2 separate regions of the Homo sapiens genome follow, and region 1 is linked to region 2. Evidence: read pairs that join two places in POLR2A ChIA-PET (ENCODE). Cell type or tissue: MCF 10A. All regions are shown on one strand. Each heading gives the region's core, and the rest is flanking DNA. Links, peaks and the distances in the headings are about the cores only.

The links. ChIA-PET counts read pairs that join two places held together with the same protein. Peaks named below come from ENCODE experiments on the same cell type or tissue, not always from the same donor. Only the 100,000 strongest peaks of a DNase experiment are listed, where the experiment ranks them.
Region 1: POLR2A ChIA-PET joins it to region 2 with 22 read pairs; 8 of 35 experiments call an interaction of 5 or more read pairs at or near these places.

What each region holds. Positions count from the first base shown.
Region 1 is chr11:122,163,473-122,171,814 of GRCh38, reverse strand. The region is part of intron 3 of MIR100HG (mir-100-let-7a-2-mir-125b-1 cluster host gene); the gene reads left to right. Among named protein-coding and RNA genes, the nearest start is that of MIR100, 15 kb to the right of the region's middle. In MCF 10A, for the core only: no CTCF peak of the experiment used is centred there; DNase peaks (open chromatin) are centred at 884 and 4,514.
Region 2 is chr11:122,089,965-122,098,306 of GRCh38, reverse strand. It overlaps MIR100HG (mir-100-let-7a-2-mir-125b-1 cluster host gene), which reads left to right. Exons shown (of 5, transcript NR_137179.1): 5 at 6,567-8,342. Among named protein-coding and RNA genes, the nearest start is that of MIR125B1, 5.7 kb to the left of the region's middle. In MCF 10A, for the core only: no CTCF peak of the experiment used is centred there; DNase peaks (open chromatin) are centred at 466 and 4,386.

The DNA of each region.
Region 1 (8,342 bases), core at 78-8,077, 74 kb before region 2:
CTTGTTGCAGAGGCAGATGAATTTTGTTGAAGAATTTTTAGTCTCCTCTTTCCTCCTTTCCTCATCTCTCCCTGCTCACCTGCCTCCTTTGTGCTTCCTCAACACTTCTACAAGAGAAGTACTTTCTCTTTTCTTTTTTTTTTATTTGAGACGGGATCTTGTTCTTTGCCAGGCTGGAGTGCAATGGCACTATCTCAGCTCACTGCAACCTCTACCTTTCTGGTTCAAGCGATTCCCCTGCCTCAGCCTCCCAAGTAGCTGGGACTACAGGCGTAGGCCCCCACGCACAGCTAATTTTTTATATTTTAGTAGAGATGGGGTTTCACCATGTTGGCCAGGATGGTCTCGATCTGCTGACCTCATGATCCACCTGTTCAGCCTCCCAAAGGGCTGAGATTACAGCCTTGAGGCACCGCACCTGGCTGAGATGTACTTTCTCATTGCCCATGGACAATGCTAGCACACATGCAATTATTTGTGTATCATCCACCTTCCTCGCTAGAGTGGAAATTCCATGCAGACCTGTTTTCTCACTCATATATAATTCATCTGCAAGTCACTGGTGCCAAGCACAATGGTTGGCACAAACTAGTCATTCAGTAGATACTTGTTGAATGAATGCAGGATACAATGAATGGAAGAAGCACACTAGTTTATTTTGCTTCATGTTTGGCTTTGCTGAAACATTTGGATTTTTTTAGTATTATTCACTCATACTGCTTCTCTCTCTTCCTCAGTCAATATTTACTGGGTGTCTTTAGTGTGTCAGGCACTGGACTAAGTGCCAGGATGAGTGAGATGTGGTCCCTTCTCCCATGGAAGGTCCAGAGTGGGCTGCAAGTATCATGTTGGTTCTGAGTCAGTCAGCCATGCTTGGTGAATCACAAACCACTGTGGGTGGAGCCTTGAAGTGGCTCTTTGTGGGAGGATGCAGAGGAGGAAGATATTTTCCTCATTCATGAGGCTCTCACAGTCCATAGGCTAGTGAACAAATAAGTACATGAAATGCATAATATATGCCTAGCAAAAAGAAACAGTGGAGTATAGTACAAATGACTTGGGATACTTTTAGAGATAAAACAATGAGATTTTCTACCTGATGTGAAATCTCCCTGACTTGTTCAGCTAATATGTAATTTATTTAACAACTATTTTTTGTGTACTTCTGTATGCCCGAAAGTATGCCAGGGATGGGCACATGGCAGTGAACAAGAAATGTGTGAGACTGCGTCTAAGGAAGGTGCAGGCCAAGATGTCTAACTCAGAGGTGAAAATGAGAGTGAGTATGAGTGGGAGACATGAGAGTGAGAGAGTAATATGGAAGGAGAGGGACAGTAAGAAAGTCGGAAACCACATCTAAAGGCTCTTAGTACTCTATTTTTTAGGCCCAAAGAATTCTGAAGATGGTGGCTGTCACTTAAGGAATTTTAACTCTCTCCCTTAGAAACTTTTTCAAGGAAAAGCTTGGTATTGTTGAGGTGACAGAACCTGAGTGTCTTAGCCTCTTTGTGCTGCTATGACAGAATACCACAGACTGGGTAGTTTGTAAAAAATTGAAATTTATTTTTCCTATTTCTGGAGGCTGGGAGGTCCAAGATCAAGGTGCTGGTGGGTTCTGTTGTCTGGTGAAGGCTACATCCTCCAGAGGGGTACAGCCTCCTCTGTGTCCCCACATGGCAGAATGATGCGTGAAGTCTCTTTTATAAGGGCCTTAACCCCATTCATGAGAGAGGACCCTTCATGGTCTAACCACCTCTTAAAGGCCCTACCTCTTAATACTACCATATTGGCAACACCTGAATTTTGGAGAGGACACATTCAAACCATAGCGGTGAGTTTACTAGAATTATGACAAATGTTTAAATAGCATCAGCAATCTAGGTTATTGGTAGACTAGCTTATTTCCAGATGTCTTGTTTAACCGTGACCTAAGATTTCCAGTGAATTTTAGAGTTTAGCCCCACCGTCTCTACTATCCATACTCTATTAACCTTTTTTTTAAAGTCTGTTCCCACTTTTAAAATAGCTAGAAGCATCCAATCTTGTGTTCATTTAGTGCATATTTGGTACTTGCTGTGTGTTAGACAGGGTTCTAGACCCTAGTAATTCATTAGCCCAAAATCACTACCCTGTGTTAGCATCAATAATTTTGGCCTTCCCTTATAAGATACATTTCAATGTGTCTCTGAGTCTTTAGACTCCAGCTTTTGATAAAAGGACTTATAATAAGGTTTGTGATTTGCTTTTAATTTCTAAAAGAATATGGAGCACAGTTGAATAACATAGAAACTCTAGAATTAAAACAATTTGAGATTTTCAAGGGCATGGCCCTTTAAATAGTCCTAAATCACCACTTTATTTTGTCAGGCTCACCGGCAAAGGCAAGGCAGGGCTCAAGGGGCAATTACCTTCTATGCCATGGCTAAATGAAGTGTGTTTTCTTTTCAATATTGACTGAAATCTCAATCCATCTTGGGCACAAGGCTAGGCACTGTCACATGCTATTTCTTTGCATTGTTCCAATAGCCTTGTGAAATATATCTCATCGTTATTCCAATTTTACAGATAAGAAAATTGGGGCTCTAAGTGGCTAAGGAAGGCATCCAACACCATACCCCTAATAAATAAGGTAGAGAGGACTGAAATCCAGATTTATTGACTCCAAAGTCCTTTCTTAGGTAGAAATCTCTTTCAGAACATTCTTATTAAGACGTAGAGCCTTTTCTTGGTGACTCTAAGAAACGCTTCTGTATCTGAAGACAAAAGGAAAAGTTAATTTGGTTTTGGATTTTGCCTTCTAAAACCTTTGGGGTTTATTGGGTGTTACTATCACTTGCCATTTTTTGTCCTCTACACTTAAAATATGCTATACAGCTCCCTTCAACTCAGCCATCTGTGTTCTTGGCTTTTAATTTTCATAAAAATGGCTGGACACATTCTTCTTATTTCATAAATACCCAAGGCCAAAGAGAGATATTTTATTGGCATTTTTCAGTAATCTTTCCCTAACATTGTTTTTCATATCTGTTCCAAAGCCTTTATATTATTCTACCTTTCTTATGTGTGTGTGTTGTGTTGTGTGTGTGTGAGAGAGAATATATTTGTTATATTATTTGTTATAGTTATTATGTTAATATATTTATTATAATTATGATACAAATGTATTAGAAATTAAAATGGTATGTTTTAATCATTTAGAACCAATGCTCAGATAATGTCCTTACTAGTTGGTTTTAATAATTAAAGACTATAAGGAGCATGGGTGAATAGGAAGCAGCTTCTGAATTTGAAAGGTGTCCAAATGATAGCCCAAGGACCAAAGACAGCTCAAACCAGGTTTGAATAGTTCATTTTATATGGCTTATATACAGACCTACCTAAAGTCAGGGAATTGGATTAGTCATGGGTGTAGAATTTTACAACTTCAAGGTGCATTTAAGATCCATCCACTACATTGTAGAGAAGAAACTATATTCTGGAAAGGTTAGTGATTTGCCCAAAGTCAAACAGGAAGTCAGAACATGATCTAAACCGGCAATTCTCAAACTTTTATCTGTAAATAGACTGAGATTAACGCCTCATCAGAAATATGACGGACAAATATTTTCTCCCATTCAGTAGGTTACCTTTTCACTCTGTTGATTGTTTCCTTTGCTGTGCAGAAGCTTTTTATTTGATATGATCCTACTTGTCTATTTCTGCTTTTATTGCTTGTGTCTTTGAAGTCATATCCAAAGTAGTATTGCCAAGAACCAATGTCAGGATAGTTTTTCCTATTTTTTTTTCGAGTAGTTTTACAGGTTCAGATCTTACTTTTAAGTCTCTAACTTGTTTTGAGTTGATTTTTGTATATGATATGAGACAAGGGTCTAATTTCATTCTTCTGCATATGGATATGCAGTTTTTCTAATATCATTTATTGAAGAAACTATTCATGTCTCCATTTTTCTGTGTCTTCTTTCATTTGCTAAGCAGGTAAATCTTAAGTGTTTTCACCACAAAAAAGAGAAAGAAAGGAAGAAAGAGAGAGAAAGAGAAAGAAGTATGTGAAGTAATGGATGTGTTAATTAGCTTCATTGTGGTGATCATTTCACAATGTACACATAAATCAAAATATATACATTTCACAATGTATACATATATCAAAACATTAAGTTGTACACCTTAAATATGTACAATTTCTATATGTCAATTTTGCCTCAAAAAAGCTGAAAAAAAAGAAAAATTGTTTACAACACAGATCCCAGGATCTCAATTTCAAAGAATCTGATTCAGATCAGGGGTGGGTCCCACGAATCTTTAATAATTAATAAGCCTCCTGGGTGATTTGGCTGCAGGTGGTCCTGAGACCACACTTTAAGAAACACTAATCAAGAATCAAGGCCTTATGACTCTTAGTCCTGTTTCTTCCCAAAGGACTATGTTGCCTCCCTACATTCGAAAACATTCCAAACAATACATAAGAGTCTTTGTAATTCACATTAGTGCTCGTATTTACTGACTCAACAATTAATTCCTGATTGAGTCATTCATTGAGTAATTTTCTTTTACTCAGTCAGCCTCTGTGGTTTGCCAGGAGCTACAAATAAAAGATTAAAACACAGTCACACCTCCAAGGAACTCATATAATAGTAACAGAAGTAACTACCATTTCTTGAGCACTTTATTTATACATACGTCATACAGTTTATCTCATTCACCTATCTCATTCCCTGCCTTTCAGTAAGCCTGTATACTATTATAACCGCATAGTTTGGGAATATTTCATATATATATATATATATATATATATATATGTATAATCACATATATTCTCTTCAACTTGTTCTTTACATTTAATATGTCTTAAAAGTATTTCTTTGTCAGTTCTTGCTTTATATATGTCTAGTATTTCTTTATAAGGGCTACAGAGTATCCCTCAGCATTGATATTCATCAATACTGGTGATGTATCTGATGATTCCCATATTGATGAATAGTAAATCGTTTACATTTTCACCTTTTACAAATAGCATCCTGATGGATTCCGAAGTAGATATTATTATATCATTTTATAGATAAGGAAATAGAGAAAAGTTCATTACCTTGTCCCCCAATGGCAGACCTTGGATTCAAATGGAGTCCTGTCTATCTCAAAGACTACAAAGTTCCTTTCTTTTTACTATGATGCCTTTTAATAGTTCCAGTGAGGTGAGAGCTGGATGAGGTGGGTACAACAGAATCATCAAAAACCTGGCCGTTGATGGGACCTCAGAGTCACTTGAGGAAGCAACATTTGAGCAGCATCTAGGAGCCTTCTGGGAAAAGATGGAGAAAACTAAAGACGTTAGGTTTATTGCAAACCAATCAATCATACTCACTGATCACCTACTAGAGGAAACCTGTGATAACACTTGTGGGGAGATTTATAGAAAGAAGACGTATTTGCACATCAGGATTTTACATCATGATGTGTGCCTGTGTGTGTCTGAAAAATACTAGCATAACAAGCTGGTGAGTACACTATGAAAAAAAACAACAACACCTACTTCATTTGGCAGAGCACCAGAAATGAGGGGGTAATGAGGTCCTGTCTTTGTGGCATGGTAAAAAAAAAAAAAAAAAAAAAAAAAAAAAATTGCCCTCTTAATTCAGTTTCTTCTTCTGAAATGAAGAAAGTAAGATCTAGCCCCTGCATACTTGACAGGATGTTGCAAGGCTTGGTTAATTTCTGTAAATGTTTTGAGCTCCTCTGAGGTGTGTGTTCTGTAAATAGGAGGTATTAATAGCAGCCGTCAGAACTGAAACAAAACTGAATTGAGCTGCAGTCATTTTCCGGGAAAGAAACACAAACACCCATAAAGCATGAAGCCCATACTGGATCTGTCACATTGGTCCTTCTTTAAAAGGCAGCTTGGGTCTCATATAGGACATGGTGACAGCTCAGGCCCTAATCTCAAGTGGGAAAATTCAGGAGACTAGCTGGATTTTCTAACATTTAATTTCCCAGCTGATTACTATGATTAAGAGTCCATCTGGCGCAGCCCATTTGTGAGGTATGTGTGTGCAGGGAAGTGGGAATCTAGTAAAGGCAGAGATCTAACAGAAAAAAAAAAAAAAGAAAGAAAATGCACAGTAGAGACAGTGCCATATTAGAGCCCTCCGCTAGGATGTTTAAATAGGAATTTCGTCGTATTAGCGTTAGTGAGGCCAGTTGGCCATATGTTATAAGAAAGGCAGTTAGAGAGAGAGGGGTTTCTGTTTTCAGGGCTTTTATGTTAGCTTAGTGAGGATTTGGTGATGCCTTTGTCTGCCATGGGTCTAGAGGGGCTGTGAACTGCTAAGAAGAAAATCTAGCTCTGGGTTTCAGCAGTAAAATGCCAGCATCTCTACCTGCAAACTGGCATCGACTAAGCAGTTGCTGGGGAGACACGCAGTTACGCTTCTGCACATGGATGGGGGGGGTGATAATTTAGGATGGGGGTACCCTGGAGCTCACAATCTACTTGCTCATATCCCCCGAAAGGAAGCTCTGAGGAGAGGTTTGAGGCAGCCATGTGTTAGCTCTCATATTGTCATGGCCCCTTCAGGGTAACTGCATTTCCCAAATCTATCCAGGGGCAAGTCGATCTTATAAGCACTAATAGGACTTACAGATGTGCAGACATGAAGGTTCTGATGCTCAGCTCAACTCCTGGATGGAATTTCTCATAATTTTTTGTTACCCAGGGGATTCTATGTAAACCTGTTCCAGACAGAGTTTTTATTGTACTTTATTTGTAATCTCCAACCAGGCTTCCCCTTTGGAGGTCAAGCCTCTAAGTCTCCTTGAAAATTCCTACCTCAGAGGTAGGGGCTCCTGTCTCCTGTGGTCATTGCTTTTGCTGGGGACTCCAGGTCCACCAGGAAAACTCATCAGCAACTTGATCTTAATCCCTGGCTGCATGCACACAGGTCACTGAAAAACATCTGGTGGCCCTGACCCTTCCTGTTCATTTACCAAATGTACTGAAAGTGGGGAGGGACTGGAGAACACATTTTTCTTCCTCGCTGGTGACAGAGGGATGAACTAGTTGATGGTCCAACTTCATGAGGACCTGTGAGCCCTATCTATTTTGCTCATAAAAAGGACCGATGACCTCTGTTCAATGGCTGGAAAGTCTCCATCTCTGTGGGCCATTATGGTAGCTCCTGAGGGCTAAGGGGAAGAAAGCGTCCTCTGCCTCATCTTGGAAATGTGGAAATAGAGTGGGTTTCCCTGCAGGTTGGAATCAATACCCAACTGCCTTGTCTCTGGGGAAGGTGGATTTCATGGCCTACCATATGAGTTCAGCAGAGAAATCTAGATCAATAGGAGTGAGAGAGTCTGTAATGTGGTGCCTTTAGGCATCTGTATCTGAAAAGGGACTTTTATTTGAATTACTTGGACCTTAGACTGAGGCTTCACCTCCATGTAGGAACAGCAGTCCATTAGTGATCCTTTGAATTTATAGTGAGACCTCGTTCACAGTGATAAAGCTTCCTTAGGGCCTAAGGTCTTCTGGTGCCTCTGTTTGTGGCTGAGTGTCCTAAATAAAGGGCAAGTCTGCTACTTTTATGTCCTATTCGGCCATAGCTGTCTAACCTTGTAGCGAGAGGGAGCCTGGCAAAGTCAATAAGGTAAGATGGAAAGCATCCACAGCTCATTACAATGGCTTCTTCTCGCCCTTGCTTGCCCTCACTCATCACCAAGAGTTTGTTTCCCAGTCTTCCCAGAAGAAATAGTCATGCCAGTCTTGTCATGTTGCATTGGCCCGAGAGAGGTTTTTGTTGTAAAATATATTGTCTTACTTAGATTCTAAAGAGAATTAGACTTAGGATTAATGGATTTGAGGGTGCTGGCTGCACCAGACTTTCTCTTTTTCTTGATTTTTTGCTTTTAACAGAGGCTTAGCTATCAGCAGGTTTGTATCTTCCAGTGATGGGTAAAAGGGGATGGGAATTATTTTGTGTTTTTTTTCTACCTTGCTCTAGTAACTTAGATTGTGCCCTAAAGATTATGTGAATAAAATGTGCCAGACCTGGTTAATGCAAGATAAAAATCAACCTGAACTCCTTCTTTATTAGCAAGAATGTCCAGAAATGATATAATAATAAAAATATTCTTCTCAGGAATCCAAATACTGATCACAGAGAAGCTGCTGAATAGCTTTCTCCCATTGTCATGGGAAAGATAAAGACCTGCCAATACAGAAAAAGTTTGGGGTCAGCCAGGAATGGCAAATATTTGGTCTACATTTTATCATCAACCTTCTTCCCCCATGGCAGTGATGACTTACTAAGTGCTTATAAAACTCTTTCCTACCAAGATCAGACATGATTTCA
Region 2 (8,342 bases), core at 158-8,157:
TGACTTCCCCTACCTTAGCTGATGTGTATGCATAGGTATTTGGAAATTATAGCAAGGCATCTATTTAACTTACGAATCTATATTACCACATTATTCATATCCAACATTTGTAAAACAGTTGGTGCTTTTTGAAGTTAAAATATATCTGCAGTTTACTCTATGAAAATGTATACATGGATCAATAAAAACATGCCAGGTAAAATTCTTCCGTGATTTTCAGTGATAACAGGGTAGTAATTTAATACAAGTGTTTTAATTTGTATTTCAAGGCACTCTCAGGTTTTTACATGTTTTCAAGTGGATTGCTCATGTTCCGAGGTTGCTATCATACAACTGATCACCCAGGCATTTAAAAGTGCATAACGACACAAGATTTTATATTTCAGCAGGCAACTGCTTCAGTCAAGGGCAGGTTTCTCAACACCCCTTCTTCCTCACCGAGCCCATCAGTGAAGTTCAGTGAAATGAATAACATAATTGGTGGTTGGTTCAATCACTACCAGTCTAGACTAGCCCAGACGCATCAATTAGAGGGGGCTGTCTTTTAAAGGGAGAGTGCAACCGAAACAAGCAGGGCATTATTGATACTGATCTTTAAAAGTGCAAATCCAGCTTGGCAGATTAAAAAAAAAAAAATAAGGCGGGGAACTGGGGCGGGGGTGCGTTGCGGGAAGAAAAGAGAAAGAAGTGAACTGGAGCTTTCGGACACAGAAGGACAGGAAGCTTGAGAGAAAAGGAGAGGATAATGAGTGAAATGCAATGCAGCACCTCCTTGGAACACACAGTTACAATTCAGTTCACAGGGCACACTGGCTCACCGTATTTTTAACTAGTTTCTCTCCCCACCTCCTTTTTAAAAATTCCTTTTTTGCCTCTGTTTCCAAAGAAATGCCAGCTCAAAACCAAGGCAGTTGGAATTTAACAGCTCTAGGAAGCTCTAGTGAGAATAAAAGCCAAATAATATGAACCAGCCAAAATTCCTTTTGCAACATTTTTCCCCAAAAGAAAAATACAGAAGATATTTCTTTTCAAGTCTCTAATTCTACCTTTAAAAAATATGTGTACTAATGAACAGTATTCATTTTAAATCTAGAACCTGGGAATATATTACTATAGGCAAGACACCTTTAGGTAAAGAGCTCATAATTTTCCATTGAATACAGTAAAATTATAAAGAATGTAACAAAGGCTTTGGTAATTTGGTAGAGGGGCTTTTTGATGAAAAAAAGACAGATGATTTAGAAAGCGAGGAACACATCAAGCCTCAGGGAAAGAAAATGTTTGATTGGTATTAATTAAAACACTGCTAATATATTCTAATAAAATCAAATTTAACATTCTAAAGTAATCCTCTTGGTATGTCAAAGGAAAAGAAAAGTATTATCTTATTTGCATCTCTGCAATCCAAATGCATTTGCTCATTCAGCAGAATTAATTTTTATCACCAGCCTGTTTTATCTCCTCACAGATTTAGTCAAAGTTATTCTTTCAAACTAGAAAGGATCAGGGTGGGGAATCCATGGAAGGTATTGGAAGACTAGTGACTGTATTTAGTACCGGCTTTATATTTTACGATGTTCTTTCTCTTCATTCGCTGTAATGGGGTGTGGAGGGAAACGGTGAGACCGCAGTGAGAATGATGAACGGTTCATTTTTCCTCTTTCTCTCCTTGTACCTGCCAGATTATTTAAGAATTTCAGCTGCCAAATTATACGAATGCCATTTATTTACGTGACTGGTGTTGGTCTGTTGATTAATGTCTAATGTTTTTCTAATTTCAGACTTTAATTTACCGAAAATTCCTAATGAAAAAGGCTCTTAAGCCAGAAACCAATTGCCTCTTATCGGTTATCCCCAACTGTAGATCTTCTATGAGAAAGTGGGGAAGTGAATGTAAAATTTTATTCACTACAAACTGAGTTCTTTGTTCCTTTATTAAGTCAAAATTTCTCCAGGAAAATTTCATATTTTTATGAAACAGCAAGTTTTATGTTCTTTATTGTTAAACTCTCACAACTGATAAAATTATCCCGAAATGACATAACCAAAATGCTTCTCCTCTCATTAGTCTACCATGACTATGATATCTTATGTAAATATGTGACTAACAAAAAAAAAATGAATGGGCCATAAATACTGAGGACCATATTTGCGTGTTTCCAAAGTGAGGGGTTCTGCGTCCTATCAAGGAGATGTAAACTACTGACTACACTACCGATGATGCTGGCTTTTTGCTCCATTGCCTTTTCAAGTCTTCAACGTAAAAGAGCAATCGCAGTTCGGTTTCACATGTATTGTTCTATAATCCAGGCAATAAATGCTAATTAGTAATGCTCAAGGATCCGACCATTCAGAGTAATTATCATAATTTACTTCTTCCTTGTTAAAGACATTCCTTGCTGATTAGAAAAAAAAAAAAAAAATTAAATCGTCGTTTTACCATTGCACTGCAGTGGAAATGCACTAGAGAGATGTTCAAGGTATAGTAACACTGTTGCGGTTGCATTCCAAGTCACCGACCTGTGCCTCTTAGCTTATTACGAATGGAATTGCCACTTAATTTCTAAGAAGAAATTCATTTAAATGCATAAAGTTTGGCATGTAGACCAGGAATATATGATTTTATTTTACAAACCCCAGGGCTCCACCTTCCCGGCCCACCCTCTTTCTAAAACCACTTACTGAGCAGAACAAAGGAAACAGCTAACTATAGAGGCATCATTAAGTGTGAACTGCAACAGCATGATAAAGTATGTGATATGACAACATATTTTATTGCACAAAAGTGCAGATAATTAAATAATTCTATAGTAACCCTGACTAATTAGCCGAAAGATCTTGAAGGAGGAATCAAGAAAATGGATCCAATCACCTTGAATAATATGCTTCGTTCTCCAAGATCACAAATTTATTTTGGTTATTTGATGATTGATTAACTCATATAGAAAGATGAGGACAAAAGCCTGTTTCTCAAAGCAGAGCTTTGATCTGGTGTCCTCTTTAGGACAAATTAATCCTATGTTTTAGAAGTGCTGAATTTAATGTAGGGCTTTCTGTTTTCAGTCAAAGATATAACCTGCCATTCTGTTGAACATTTCTCTATTATCGAGTGATCTAAGAAATTATCAACCCTTAGCTTCTTATATCGCTGCCTCAAAATATAGATGTAGCCTCGTTCACATTTTCTAATGAGTCTCCTGTTTAAGTTTGTTTCTTATTGCTTGAAGCAAATAAATATCATGGGCACAGAAGGAAGAGAATAAATAACCGTGCTGAATATTATGTATGGTGAAACCCTCCCCCCTTCCTTTATCAAGGTAATATTCCTAGTGTTCATTGTTCATTGGTCCTTTAAGAGAGAGCTTTAGCTTTTACTTGAGGGTTGTAAGCACATTAGAGGAATAATTCCCTTTGGATACTATACAGAAGGAGCCACCTGCAAAATGTTGATGCTGTTATTGAAGTCTCAAGTGGAATCAGCTTTCAAAAAATTAGATATTAGATACATCCGATATAATTTGCAATGTGTAATTATACTAATGTGCATATAGTTGTCTGTTGCTTTACATGTTGCCTACTTGAGTTTTTTTCTTTTCTTGTGCATTTCTCATCATTGAAATGGTTCCTGAGTAGAATCTTTTTAAAATAAGCTTATTTTAAAAAAATTCTTTGTTAATTAATATAGGGATACGAGGACTCTACGATCTGTGTTCTTATGCAAGAATAAATATGTGCGACCTAGATGTTGGAAATTAATTATCTCTGAAAGGGTTATCATTGTGGACACTTGCTTAATTTGTAAAATATTTGCTACTCTTGATTGATTTAGTCTTTTTCTGACTTTAGACAACTTGAAGTAATTGAGAATATTAGTTCCTTTGTTGGAATAACAAAATAGAATGCCAGGGAAATGACCTTAGGCAGAGATAATAATTTTAATTTAACCAAAGTAATCAAAACAATAACAATAATCAGCAATTTCTTTTATTGTTTTTCACTGTTTTGCATGGCACATGTTGAATACTGAAACTCTGCCTTAGGTTATTTGTGCACTAACATCAACTTCCCTTTTAACGTCTTGACATGATGTCCAAGGTCTACTGATGGCCCCACTGGAGAGCCTCCTTCCAGGGAACTGATCCCTGAAGATCTACCTATTAAGGAATAGCCCAGTCAGAGCAACAGCGAGTTGGCTGGTCAGCCTGGTAGTTGGCTCAGTAGGTGAAGAGGCTCTTGATGCAAATTTGGAGAATCATTACCATCAGGTCACAGAAGGACCCCGGGCAAGGCAATACAAGGGTCTCGATTTATGCTTATGTGTTTGGGAGACAAAAAGGATTCCAAGGGAGGCTTATATTGAGATACAAGATATGACTCATTGCAATTGAGTAGGCATAGAGCCCAAAGAAAGCTGATTTGTAGAACAGTTGACTCATAGTAGACACCTAGAATATGGTCATTCACATATTTATACTATCTGTTTCTCAAAATTTGTTTTAATGATGGAGTCCCTATTAGAAAGAGACATTTTGCGTGATGTATAGCTACCTAATACCAAAGCAATACAAGGTTTACTTTTCACCTGCTCATGTATTCAAGGATTTGCCATCATTAGATATCCAAATGAGCCATAAAAAATTGTGCAAAATGTTATTCCTTAATACATAATATTTTAATTTATTAAAAAATGAGTTTTACAAATGAGTATCAAAAGCTTAGCACCCCATCATCCCTGTCAATGTTCACAAAATAATAAATTCTAAAATCTTTAAGATGTATATTTAATTACTCATCCAAGATCAGTTATTGCATGCTTAATCAGAAAAATACCTATTAACGTTTAACACTTAGTTACTTTACAGATTAAAAAACATATTATACCTGCCATCTAGGGAGCCAGCATCCTCGGTGTATCAAAAGTGTTTAGGGCAGAAAGCAGTGATGTGTCATAGTGTACCCCTTTTGGTGTGCCTGACTTATTAGACATCTTCATTGTGTAAGCATGATGAAGAGGCTGATGATAAGGTCTTCAGTTAAAGAAACATCTACCTGAGAAGTATATTTTATTCATAACAACTTTTATAAAAAAAGAGAAACATTAATAACAACTCTTCTCAAATACCCTTATCTTTAAAATGCATGGGTTGGATTAGTTGGGCTCTAAATTCTTTTACAGCTTTAAGAATTTTTGAAGGTATTCTAAAGTATGGAGGCATAGGAACAACTCCAGAACCGGTGGATCTGGAGCTCATTTGTTCCAACAGTCGTCCTTCAAAGTTATATTTGATTCCACCTCCACGTTCTGTATTTACTAACATATTTTGCGTTGATGCTAAAACAGTAAGGACTGGAGTTCACTTTCAGGAAGGGGCAGTAGCAGAAAAGAAGAACAGCTGAAGAATGAAAAAAGCTACACAGTGGGAGAAGCAAATTCTTGATCTGAGTTCTAAGCCCATTTCTCTCAATTAACATTAACATAGAAGAAACCCCGACAAGCACCTGCCTTTCTATTTTAAGACTATATTCTTTAGGCCTGCCTTCATTTAATTTCTTGCAGTATGGTTCGTTTTTTTCCATTGGATTAACTCCTTTGAGTTTCACGTTTTTCCTTCCACTTGATTCATTTGAGTCATCTTAATATTCCTCTCAGAAGCCTACAATAGTTACAGTAACACATCATACTTCCCAAATTAAATCTTAACGTGTTCAAAGCCACCTGGAAATTGCCCTACCCCATTTTCTAAAACCACTCAGAATGTGTAATCTCTTCTTGAATTAAGTGAGCCTGCTTTCTCTGGCTTCTAAGTCATTGAATATGCTCCAGGATATGCTTTTCCTTTCTGCATAATCTGTCCCCCCACCTCTTCTACACTTTGAAAACCTTCTTCTTTATTTCTCTCCTTCCCTCCATCCTTCTCGGTTTTTCTCCTTTCCCCCTTCCTCTCTCTTTTTCTTTCTTTTCTTTCTTTCTCTCTTTCTTTCCTTCCTTTCTTTTTCGTTCTTCTTTTTCCTTCTTCCTTCCTTCATTCCTTCCTTCCATCTTTCCGTCTTTCCCTCTTTCTTTTTTTTTTCTTTTTTTCTTTCCATACCATGTTCTGTGCCATGCGCTGGGAATACAAAGACAAATACAAGGAATTGACAACACCTAACAATTCTAGTGACTTCATTCAGCCCTGCATTCCTAAGCAGTTATGTACCCACAGCTATCTTACTTTGTTTTCACTCCTTGGATTTATTTGAATCTGTCCTCAATGTCATGTGTTCTTTTGTTCTTTCCCTATGTGTCCCATTTTAGTAAGTTCCCTGTTGGATAAACCTGAAGCTTTTCTTACACAGCATTTTCTCCCAGAGCCATTAGAGTGGTGTCTCACACACACTCAGGCAATGCCATTGCTGACTGATTCTTTAGCAAGGGGAACAATGTAAAACAACAGCATTTTTCTAGTGATGCAGCATTTCATCTCTAGTGAGACTTAGCATGGTCCCCAAAGTATCATTACATTTATTTATTATTATTAAAGAGTCAATGTGATAACTTTCTGTGACATGTTCTGTTATTTTTTTAGTTGTGTTGATGTTCCTTTCAGCTGGTCCTATAGTACCCCTCCTCAGGAATGTCTCCCCAGTGCAAGGACAAAGACTGAAGAGACTGCTATATTGATGGACTCTCAAGCCAACTATGAAGTTGAAACAAAGAAAGTGATCACCTGAAGACACCTCCTCTGCTAAGAAACACCCCCAAATTGTGCAGCTTCTGCCACTAGAACTCTCAGAACAAGAGACAATCTTTTCAAGAAACAGAAAAACTCAATAATGACATCTAGATTTTCATGAGCCAAGAACTTTCCCTTCCTCATGTGTATTCCTCTGTTTGTACTTAAATTCATGTGACATTCATTTTTTTCCTAGTATGGATATGCTTATTAATGCACTTGTTTCAAAATCCCAAATTGCACAAATGTGTTAATATTTTAAGAAACAAAATGAATCCTACAAGGAGAATGATTTTTAGCCACACATAGGGTTGGATCTTGAGAGTGACCTACAGAATAAAAGTACTTTTAAAATAAAGTAGTCAGAGGCTATTCAAAGGGTAAAATAATCATAGTACCACATTGGTCCACTTGACACTAACCAATCGATCATTTTTTTTTAATCAAGAAAGCTAGATTCTATCAGATAAAATCACTGCTTCTAAAGAGTTTAAATCTAGTTAGAAAAAGTTATAGAAATGTTTGCAAAGATAAGTAACAGATAGAGTCAGTAGAGGATAAGATCAAAAACAAAACCAAGCAAAAGATGAGTTCAGGGGAGTTTGCCATCAAGTTGGCAAAACTGACTTACTTAGGGAAGAAAGTTATAAAACAGGAAAATATGAGATGAACCTTGAGTGATGTGGAAGATTTAGATAAATGGAAAGGAAGGAGAAAATGGAGTTCTTTAGGTGGTTGTAATTGGAGGAGGAAATGAATACACACATCTTGTTGACTTAAACCCAGACATTCAGCAGCTCTCTATACATATCTGGAAAAGACTGCACAGTCACCTCCTGTCTCTCACCCCAGGTATTACTTAGAATTATTATCATATTTCCCTTCCTTTAAAGTAAGTAAGGGTGATTGGTGACAATATGGAGAACTATGATTTTTCCATTAACCTAATAATAATTGGTATTTATTGAGTTCTGTTAAGCATTTTACATATTAACTCACTTAAGCCTTTCAACAGCCTTGCAAAATAGGTATTATTATCCCCATTTTACAGGCAAGAAAACTGAGGTTTAAGTAACTTGCCGAAGTGCCATATACAGGGCTCACATTCAGTATTGCAGTTGCAAAGCTCATGATCTATAGTGCCAAGTTGCAATATTGTAGTCAATGTCACAATTATTACCCCTTTTTATATTCCTTGATATTTTTCCATGGCAAACAATTAGCTATTTCATTTAATAATCACCTAAAACTTTTCAGTCTTCTGATTAAAATTACGCTGGAGTGATAGAATGTATTTTCATGATAGAAATTGGGAAAAAAAATGGGGAATGAAGTTTATCAGCATTTCAGACTTGTTTTTTTTTTTTTTTTTTGCAAGACTTTGATGAGATTGTTCACTTTTGTCTATGTAAAATCCCAAATCCTTGAGAATAAAAAAGGGGGAGGTTTAAGTCACTTGTTGCAATGCCCTTTTTAATAGAGGCAATAAATCTAAAGGCCATAAATTTAGAGTGACTTACAGAAGATCGAACTTTGGAGTGTGGCAGAGTAAGGGATGGAAACCGGGCCCTCCAGTTCACTATCAGTAGCTTTTGCACTGGTCTGCCCTTCCTAAATTAAGTATGCACT